Regions from separate parts of the Mus musculus genome. Here region 1 is linked to region 2. The links are chromatin loops, found by intact Hi-C in ENCODE. Cell type or tissue: gastrocnemius. All regions are shown on one strand.

Region 1 (5,000 bases), 240 kb before region 2:
ACAGGGTTCTGAGAGGATTCCACAAGTTCTGCATGTTGTGTGAGCACAGACAGTGTGCCGGAAACGTCTTGGAAGCTGACATATGAGGATTACAAATTCAAGATTGTTCTGGGCTACTTAAATGCCTGCCTGAGAGACCCTGTCTTGAAGAAAAAGTTGACAACAGAATTGGAGGTTACAACTCAGTGGTAGAGAGTTTGCCTGTGTGAGAGGCCTTAGGTTCCGTCACCAAGTTCACAGAGAATGATAATAAACAGGCCCCGTGTGTCCCCTCACTCTGCCACCATGGACACATTCAGGACTATGTGAATAGGATTGTGCGTGCGCTTTTCAGTATTTGGCTTCTTACATGTAACATTCTGTCTGTGAGGTTCACCAGAGCTCTTACGTATAATAATAATGCTTTATCCTTAGATGGCGGGTGGTTTTCCTTTGGAATTATCAACCACAACTTCTGTGGCCATTTTCTTATTGATGGATGTTTGGGTTTGGATTAATTCCAGTCCCCCACCCCCACCCCTCGCCCCGTCTTCTTAAAGTTGTTAATCACTCTATTACATATGTTTTTAATATATATTTCCAAGACTCTGTAGGCCAACTTGTAGTCCATGGGAAAGGAGACAGGCACACTGATCTGTTACCAGATAGATGCCTTTCAGACACATTCCCCAAGGTCTCTTAGAAGATCCCACAGGCGAAGCAACTAGCCAGCCACAGCTAGAGCCGACTGGAGGGTAGGTCTTTGTGCTGGCCCTCCCTCCATCCCTGTTTTATTTGCCTTACTCTAATCCCATTGGAGTTATGTTCCTAAATAAATTCCTTAGAGAAATTAAGCCAACACAAAACCATTAGCCAAGAGCTGGGCTCTGGGCCAACAGGGATCCTTGCTGCAATCAGTTGCCCAGAAACAAGGGTTCAGATTAGCAAAGGCCCAGACCAAGGCTTGGGTGAGGAGAATGGGGGATCCTGTTCAGCTGCACCCAAGAGTGGGTGAGGGGGATTAGCAGGGATAAAGCTGGAGGTCTGCAGAGCTTGGTGGTGGCAGGCCAGACCCAGTACTTTCACATCTAGTCTGTCGAGAATGGGAAGCCATTGATGGCCTCTCAACAGGGAGCTGGCTGCCCACCAGAGCTTCCGTGATGCAATCTGGCCAGAAGCCAGTCAGAGACCAGCAAACAGGAAAGAGCCACTGACCCAAGACTGTAGTCACCGAACTATCGTAAGAAGGGTGGGACCATGTGGCCATAGCATTAGAAGAAAGTCATTGGCAGAGGGGAGTAAAAGATGACCTGGTGGCTAAGATCCAGGACGTCCAATGCAGAACAGGGCGGGGGGGGGGGGGGGAGAAGGTGAATTACTTAATTAAAGGTTATTGCTTGGGGTTCTTACTTTCTGCTTTTTTTAAAACAAAAGAAAACAAAATGAAGAGGTCAGCTCGGTTACAGAAAAATTCCACCAGACCCCTCCCCTCCTGGAAGTGAAAGGTCATAAAGAACACAGGCACCCCTCCTCTCCGGAAGGGAGGGGCTAGTTACATTCCTCAGACCACAGGGAGGAGGGACCAACCACCACGACCACAGAGCTCGCAGACATTTTCCTTGACCATTAGCCACCTACCTCATTCCTTATAGATCAATCAGTTTAAAAGTCACACTGTTCTGCCAATCACTGCTTTGAGAACTGTATATATAAAGGCTCGCTGGATGGGCTGTGAGGGGTCATTCTCTCTCTCCATGTTCAGGGCGACCCCAGCATGCTGGATCAATAAAATTCCTCTTGCTTTTGCATCTATTCCTGTCTCCGAGTTGTTCACTCGGGTGTCTCCTGTAAGTTAAGGCTCGCCAGGGTCTTATACAACAACAGAAAATTCCAGGGTCTCATATTGCACAGGCTGGCCTTGAACTAACTATACAGCCAAGATGACCTTGAAGGTCTGATCTACCTGCTTCCACCTCCTCCATCTCCCTAGTACTAGGATAATGAGCAGGTGCCACCATACCTGATTTCTGGGGTGCTTAGCATTGACTACAGGGTTTGACATGCTTGGCAAACACGCCATCAACTAAGCTACGCCCCCATCTCCCTAATTTTCTATGTTCAAGTCATTGTTATATTATAATAAATATATCATAATTGTATATACATGTAATCGTCACAACACAATGAGCAATATTACGAGCCAAGTGTATTTTTGTAATTTTTATGGCTAATTCTGTGCACTTTTAAATGTGTTTACAACAATCCCAGGTTTCAGTTTTCCCCAGGCCAAGCCAATGTGGGGGCTAATAGGATGGCAGCTGAGAGACAGATACCCCTGGGCTGGGCCAGCCATGTTGGCCCCAACAAACCAAAGGTGACCTCTGTTCCATGGGTCCTGCTGGCCAGGGCTGGAGAAAGACTCAGGCTCTCTTCCTGATTCCCTTCATAGTCACCGAGAGTGGCCTTCTGGAGAGGCTGTGGAGGAGCTGCAGAACCTGACAAGCAACAAACCTCATCCAAGTTGCTGACATCTGTGGTCTCATACTCTAAGCATCTCTTGGGCCAGCAAGAGCAATGGTCTCCATGCTTGCTTTCAATGAGTTGTCCCTGCCACCCAAGCAGGCGGGCTCAGCAGCTAGAGGAGTCAAGTCCAGTTCCCAGGGAGCAAGTGCTCGGAGTCGGGGGGGCCCTCACACTCCTTCCTCTTGTGTAATAGCAGTGAAGGGTATCTCTCTATGCTGGGTTGAGTACTTTAGGGCCAGGGCACAGAAGGAAAGAGTTGGACAGAGGAGGATTTAGAACACAAGCTACCGAGTTTGGCACGATGCCACTTTCTGTACGACTCACAAGTTTAGAATATTTTGTGTATTTATAAATGGTGGTGGAGGAAAAAAAGAAAAGTTTATGATACGTGAAAATGAGATGCAATTCAAATAGAAAGCTCTGCCCCAGCTCAAAGGAGCCCTTCCCTCTTCCCCCTCTCCTCCCTTCCTCTCTCCCTTCCTTCCCTACCCCACTCCTTAGCATTCCTTCTAAGCTTTACCCCACAGTCACCTGGCAACATCCAGGTATGTTAGACTCACTATAAAATAGGGTCATTTGCCCCCTTCTCACTCTCTTAGCCTCTTACTGTCTGTCCCTTCTCTCCCCTTCCCTTCTCCCTCTCTCCCCCTCTGTGTTCCTAGCTGGCCTCTCCTCTCCTCTCCTCTCCTCTCCTCTCCTCTCCTCTCCTCTCCTCTCCTCTCCTCTCCTCTCCCCTCCTCTCCCCTCCTCCTCCCCTCTCTCCCTCCCTCCCTTCCTCCCTCCCTCCCTCCCTCCCTCCATCCCTCCCTCAGTCCCTCCCTCAGTCCCTTCCTCTACCCACACCCTCATCTCTGTCTACTCTCTCCCCAACTCCCCTGCCCACGCCCTAAATAAACTCTATTCCATACTATGTCATATGGTTAGTACTTCGGGGGAAGGGATGCCTCAACATGGGCCTACTGAGGCACCCCCTCCCATCTCACCATACTTCGCTCTACAAAAACATATCCCTGGTTCTCCTTTTTTTATAAATCCCCCCCTCCCTTGAGTCCTAGAAGAGAGGCAGGAATTCCCCCCACACACACACACCCACCCCCCACCCCCCCACCCCCGCTCAGGGCACTCACCATGTTTTGTACCAAATCTTGATTGTTCCTGGCTGAGTCGAGTGGCCTCTCGGTCCTCAGCACCATCTGTAGCACCATCTTGGGAGTGTGAAAGGCTGGAACACAGGGTGAAGGCCTTGTCTTCATCCGTGCTCCTCTCCCCCAGCCCACTTCTGGTCAACATCCCCAACACCTCTCTGAGGACTCTTCTGCTCTGACATCTCCAAGCAAGGCCAAGCGGCATACATAGAGCAAGAAAAGGTTGGGCCCACCACCTTTCCTAGCCTGGTTTTCACCACTGATAGCTCAGCCTCTCCCTGTGGGACCTAAAGAGAGGCTTGGGGGAGAGCAGCAGGTGAAGGGAGTCGAGAGGAACGTGAAGAAGTTTTGAGCGTGAAATGCATAGACTATAAGAACTGCAGGACCATCAGGATGTGGTGCCACCCACTCCATAGCGGCCACCATCTAAAGTCCAGGCTTGCCTCTGTGGGTTACAGCATCCAGCTGAGCCACGGGTGGAAGAGAGCCTGCATGCAGGTCACTGGAGTTGCAGAGGGTCTCGTGGTCTGGGCAGCAGTCTGATAGCACACGGCAGAATTTATCACAATAGCAGTTTCCTCTCTTGCAGCCATAATCCTCTCCGGGGCAGCAGAGAGGCTGGGGCTGGGAACAACTGCCTGGAGGAGAGGAGACATTTAAAAAGACAGAGGTTTTACAAACGGTGCAGGCACAAATGAACGTGCATGCATATGCCAAAGAGTGTCTTTGGATTCCTACTGAGAGGTTATTTCTTCACTGCCAGTGAAATGAGCCAATTCAAGCCAGATTAGGTTATATTAAAGGCAGGTTTATTGGGAAGCTGCTCTTGGGCAAGTTTGCTGACCCAAAGGATTGAGGTCAGGAGAATCTCCATGGGGAAGAGGGTGGGGAGAGAGAAAGGGAGAAAGGGCATATTAGAAGAGAAGAGGAAAAGGAAGAAAGGGAAGAGAGGCGAGAGAGAGAGAGAGAGAGAGAGAGAGAGAGAGAGAGAGAGGAAGAGAGGGGGAGGGGGAGAAGGGAGAAAGAGAGGGGAGGGAGGGAGGGAGGGAGAGGGGGGAGGGAAAGTGCAAAATGACTGAATTATATAGGGAAGAGCCTCTGGGGGAAGAGCAGCCCAGTCCCTTTGCTGGAAAGTTCAAGGATGGGGGCAGGGTATGCCAGGTAGACTGAAGGATGCTGGGAGAACCTGGAGGCCAGGTGTGCCTTGGTTGTTCCTCTATCCCTTGTCTGAAACCAAACACCTACCTCAAACCACTGACGGAAAGGCATCTGAGCCAGCTCCCAGGCCTGACTGTAAGTAAGACTTAACTGTGGTGCTTTGAGGGGAACGGGCACAAAAGGAAGAGCGAATCT
Region 2 (5,000 bases):
AATGTAAACATTTGGTGCTTGGGAAATTTAGGACTTCTGGTAAGTTTTATGCCACCATAAAATAAAAAGCAAGGCCTGGAGAAATTGCTCAGTGAGTTAAGTGCTGACTAGGAAGTGTGGTCCTGAGTTTGGAGACACGGAGCATAAAGGCAGGTGCAGTAGCATCCCCCTGTAGCCCATTGTACAGTGAGATGAGAGCCAGATACAAGGGAGTCCTCAGAGGCATCACAGAAACAAAAAAACAAAGAGACCCTGTTTCCTTCAATCAAGATAGAAGGCAAGAGTCGACCCCTGCCATTGTCCTCAGACCTCCACAGTGAATACCGTGGCACACATATGCCTACGCTTACACACAAATGCACACACACAAATTTGAAGAGCTGGGGAGCTTGTTCGGTGGTTAAAGTATTTGCCACCTAAACGTGAGGACCAGAGTTCAGATGGACAGAACTTACATAAGTACCACACCTGTCATCCCAGCACTCGAAGGCAGAGATAGGCTGTCCCCAGGGCAAGCTGCATAGGTGAGCTCTGGGTTCAACTGAGAGATTCTATCTCACAGAGTTAAGTTGGGAAACACTCAAGAAAGACTCCCAGTGTCAACCTCAGGCCTACATACATATATACATGCACCTATACATGTATGTGTGTCCCCTCACATGTAAGCATGCATACACATACTTGTGTACCACACACGTGTACATGTGAAAAAAGAAATATTGCAAAGCAGACCTGAAGTATCAGCTACTGTGAGGCAGGAGAAGCTCTGAGAGCTGCCTACATCACACAGTGAGAGCATCCAAAAAGAGAATCACAAAGCACACAAGTCCATCACCACCCTCACCTTGTGATGACATCATGGAAATTCATTTTGCTGTCTCTTTCTTTGCCCAAGGCTTTCAGGAGACTGGTGAAAGAGCCAGAATCTTGCATCTCCATCATGGCATTTGCAATTACATCACTGAAATATTGCCTGCCATGGGGAACAAAAAAAGATAGACTGGTAAGACATCCTGCCCTACCTCCTTAAAGAGCTGCAGAAGCCCAGCTGGGTGGTGGTGGTGCACACCTTTAGTCCTAGCACTGGTGAGTCAGAGGCAGTTGGATCTCTGTGAGTTCTAGGCCAGCCTGGTCTACAGAGTGAGTGCTAGAACATTCAAACTACACAGAGAAACTCTGTCTCAAAACAAACAGCCAGGCGTGGTGGCACACACCTTTAATCCCAGCACTCAGGAGGCAGAGGCAGGCAGATTTCTGAGTTAGAGGCCAGCCTGGTCTACAAAGTGAGTTCCAGGACAGCCAGGGCTATACAGAGAAACCCTGTCTCAAAAAACCAAAAACCAACCAACCAAACAAACAAACAAACAAACATCTCTTACCCTCTTGCCTCTCTCTTATATCCTGCCCTCTTGCTCCCATTCCCTTCCCCCCTCTCTCCATGTGCTCATGGCCGACCTCTACTTATCTACTCTCTCCTCTCTGCCTTTCTCTGCCTCTGCTACCCTCTTAACTCCCTTCCCCATGCCCTAAATAAACTCTATTCTATACTAAACAAACAAACGAAGAGCTGCAGAAGCCACACCAGGTAAACACTAGAAGGGGCTGGGCATGTCGGCCCAAACCTGTAATCCTAGCAGTTGGGAAGTCTGCGGGACCAGCACAGTTCAAGGACACCCTGGACTACATAGCAGTTTCGGGGCCAGCCTATGCTACAGATACCTTGTTTCAAAAAAGAATCAGGGGCTTGGGAGGTGGCTCAATGGCTTACTGTACAAATGGCAAGACTAGAGTTCAGATCCCAGGGCCTATGTAATGCGTTGTGCGTGTGGTGACCTACTTGTATTCTAACTCTTGGAAGGAAGGCTGTACAGGGAGGGGTCCCTCTGGAGCAAGCTGGCTAGCTAACCACAACTTCTAGTTTGACTGAAAGATTGTCTCAATAAAGTAGACGAGTGAGTGAACACAATCTTTGTTTTAAAAATAAAAATCCCAGGGGCTGGAGAGATGGCTCAGCGGTTAAAAGCACTGACTGCTCTTCTGAAGGTCCTGAGTTCAAATCCAACAACCACATGGTGGCTCACAACCATCAGTAATGAGATCTGGCGCCCTCTTCTGGAGTGTCTGAAGACAGCTACAGTGTACTTACATATAATAAGTAAATAAGTCTTAAAAAATAAATAAATAAATAAATAAATAAAATAAAATCCCAGACCTGGCAGTGGTGGCACACGCCTTTAATCCCAGCACTTGGGAGGCAGAGGCAGGCGGATTTCTGAGTTCGAGGCCAGCTATAGAGTTCCAGGACAGCCAGCGCTACACAGAGAAACCCTGTCTCAAAAAAAAAAAAAAAAACCCAGTCATTTGATTTACCAATGAAGACTCAGTAGCCAGACATCGTGGTAAAAGCCTGCTAGCTCAGGGAGGCAGAGAAAGCACTGAGCTGACCTTCATACTCCACTGACTTCCCAGAAGGAAAAAGCCCTCTCTTCTTCACGTTGTCGTAAAGACCCTCCTTCCTCTTTCCTGGGTTTCCATATATTCACTCCCTGTCAACTGGCTGCTTGCTCTACCTCTTGACCTATCATTGACTTTATTTAGCTCTTGTTTACAGAAAGCTCTTGGGTTATTTTCTAGTTCACAATCTTGGGGTTCACAGTTGTAGTGGTCCAGGAATCACCCCCACAAACCACTCAGTCACCCATCTCAGTCAAGCAGGGACAGTTTATTGAACACACACCTCTTAGGACCTCTTGTGATCAGGGGCACAGGTCAGATTCAGGAGCTGAGACTGAGTCCCTGTCTATTTCCCATGGGCATCTTATAAAGGCAAACCCCACAAAGGTTCATAACAACCATAAAAGCTCATCCACAGGGGCAGGAAGGTGCTGGGGGGAGGGGGTTGCTGTGGTTGGTTCTGGTCCAAGCGTATTGTAGCTAACTATACAAAGCACTTCTAACTGACCTTTATTGTGTTTGGCTCTAAAGGAGGGCAAGGGTCTGAGGAATTTCCAAGAACACCCAAGTATAGCATTTAACAGGATATGCAGTTAATGGTTAATTTGGTCATTAGAAAGGTCCTCTATAACAATGTAAGATGGCTAGCTACAGGCATAAAAAAAAATGGCTACAGTAATGTCAGAAAGGCAGTGGCTACTTAGGTCTTAAAACAATGTAGTCAATATCCTGCAACAGACCCTCAACATCAATCTCAGGCCTCTACATGCACACACACACACAGGCACACACACACACACACACACACACACACACACATGCACAGAGAGAGAGAGAGAGAGAGAGAGAGAGAGAGAGAGAGAGCAGCACTGGAAGCTGGTATGTAAAGACTAAAGCTATGTTTTAAGCTTAAATTACTGTGCTTAAGAGATCTACAATACAAAACTGCCTCTGACCTGTAAGCCCCGACTGCCCAAGGGTAGATGACTTCCTGAGATGCTGGAGGCATTGTTCATGTAAGATACAAGCCACACACTGTAATCTCACTTCTGTAGACAAGGTTGGTTGCCCCAACTGCACAGGATGTGCCTGGTCACAGGAAGGGGGGATGTGAGGGGAAGTACGCAGGCAGGAAGCACACCAGGATGAATGCTTGTCCCTGGTTGGACAAAGGCAGGAAGTGCATAGCCTTGTGGGTATTGCCTTTAGAAGCACCTGACTAACATAATTTGGTGCCATTCTTGAAGTCCTGGCTGTGGACCTGGCCAGTGTCTATCATCCTGGCCAATAGTTAATAAAACTTGCTTCAAATTTGGTTTAAAAATTGTGATCATGGTCTTATTCTTGCCCAGTGGGTTATACAGCTGGAAAAAGGAGGTATGGGAGGAGTCGGGATATGGTAATAAATGTGATTCATGTGATCAAATATATTCTACATACATCTATTAAAACACCATAATGATATCCTTTATGTAAGATTAGTATATACTAATAAAATCATTTTTAAAACCCCCCAAAAACAAGCATGCTGAGGTATGGTCACATACCTATAATTCTAGCACTTGTAAGGTATAAACAAGAGGATATATAGTTCAAGGTCCCTTAGCTATGTGCTAAGGCTAAGGACAGCCTGGGCTACATGAGACTTTATTTTAGAAAAAAAGAAAGAAGAAAGAAAATACATAATCATTTGTCAGTTCCATACAAAATTTTCATTTCATTATATACTTCTGCATTTAAGAAGTACACCACATAAAAAAAAAAAAAAAAAAAAAAAAAAAAAAAAAAAAAAAAAAGGGGCTGGTGAGATGGCTCAGTGGGTAAGAGCACCCGACTGCTCTTCCGAAGGTCCAGAGTTCAAATCCCAGCAACCACATGGTGGCTCACAACCATCTGTAACAAGATCTGACTCCCTCTTCTGGTGTGTCTGAAGACAGCTACAGTGTACTTACATATAATAATAAATAAATCTTTAAAAAAAAAAAAAAAAAAAAAAAAAAAAAAAAAAGAAGTACACCATAGGGGCTGGAGAGATGGCTCAGTGGTTAAGAGCACTGACTGCTCTTCCAGAGGTCCTGAGTTCAAATCCCAGCAACCACATGGTGGCTCACAACCATCTGTAATGGGATCCGATGCCATCTTCTGGTGGGTCTGAGAAGAGCAACAATGTATTCACATATGTAAAATAAATAAATAAATCTTAAAAAAAAAAAAACAAAAAAACAAAAATAATTACACCATAATTTAAAATCTTTTTAATTATTAGGCTCTTTTCCTTCCTTCCTTCCTTCCTTCCTTCCTTCCTTCCTTCCTTCCTTCCTTCCCTCCCTCCTTTCTAATTAAGAAAACCAGGAGAAATCTTTTTAATTATTAGGCTCTTTTCCTTCCTTCCTTCCTTCCTTCCTTCCTTCCTTCCTTCCTTTCTAATTAAGAAAACCAGGAGCTAGGTGGGCATAGTGACACACACCTTTAATTCCAGCACTTAGAAGGTGGATCTCTGTGAGTTCCTGGTCTAGAGGGTAAGTTCCAGGACAGACAAGAGGAAA

The links. A loop is a pair of places that touch in the nucleus more often than their neighbours do. Peaks named below come from ENCODE experiments on the same cell type or tissue, not always from the same donor. Only the 100,000 strongest peaks of a DNase experiment are listed, where the experiment ranks them.
Region 1: a loop joins it to region 2, with 3 times the contacts of the local background. A loop is called at or near these places in 5 of 42 quality-filtered maps.

What each region holds. Positions count from the first base shown.
Region 1 is chr16:32,802,571-32,807,570 of GRCm38, forward strand. Smbd1 (somatomedin B domain containing 1) reads right to left here. Exons shown (of 4, transcript NM_001256309.1): 2 at 4,091-4,285; 3 at 3,630-3,724; 4 at 2,318-2,474. The coding sequence ends at 2,400. Among named protein-coding and RNA genes, the nearest start is that of Smbd1, 5.4 kb to the right of the region's middle. In gastrocnemius, no CTCF peak of the experiment used is centred here; DNase peaks (open chromatin) are centred at 901, 1,096 and 2,709; H3K27ac peaks cover 1,846 bases.
Region 2 is chr16:33,039,920-33,044,919 of GRCm38, forward strand. It overlaps Iqcg (IQ motif containing G), which reads right to left. Exons shown (of 11, transcript NM_178378.3): 5 at 845-973. Among named protein-coding and RNA genes, the nearest start is that of Iqcg, 14 kb to the right of the region's middle. In gastrocnemius, CTCF peaks have their summits at 2,133 (motif pointing left) and 4,597 (motif pointing left); no DNase peak of the experiment used is centred here.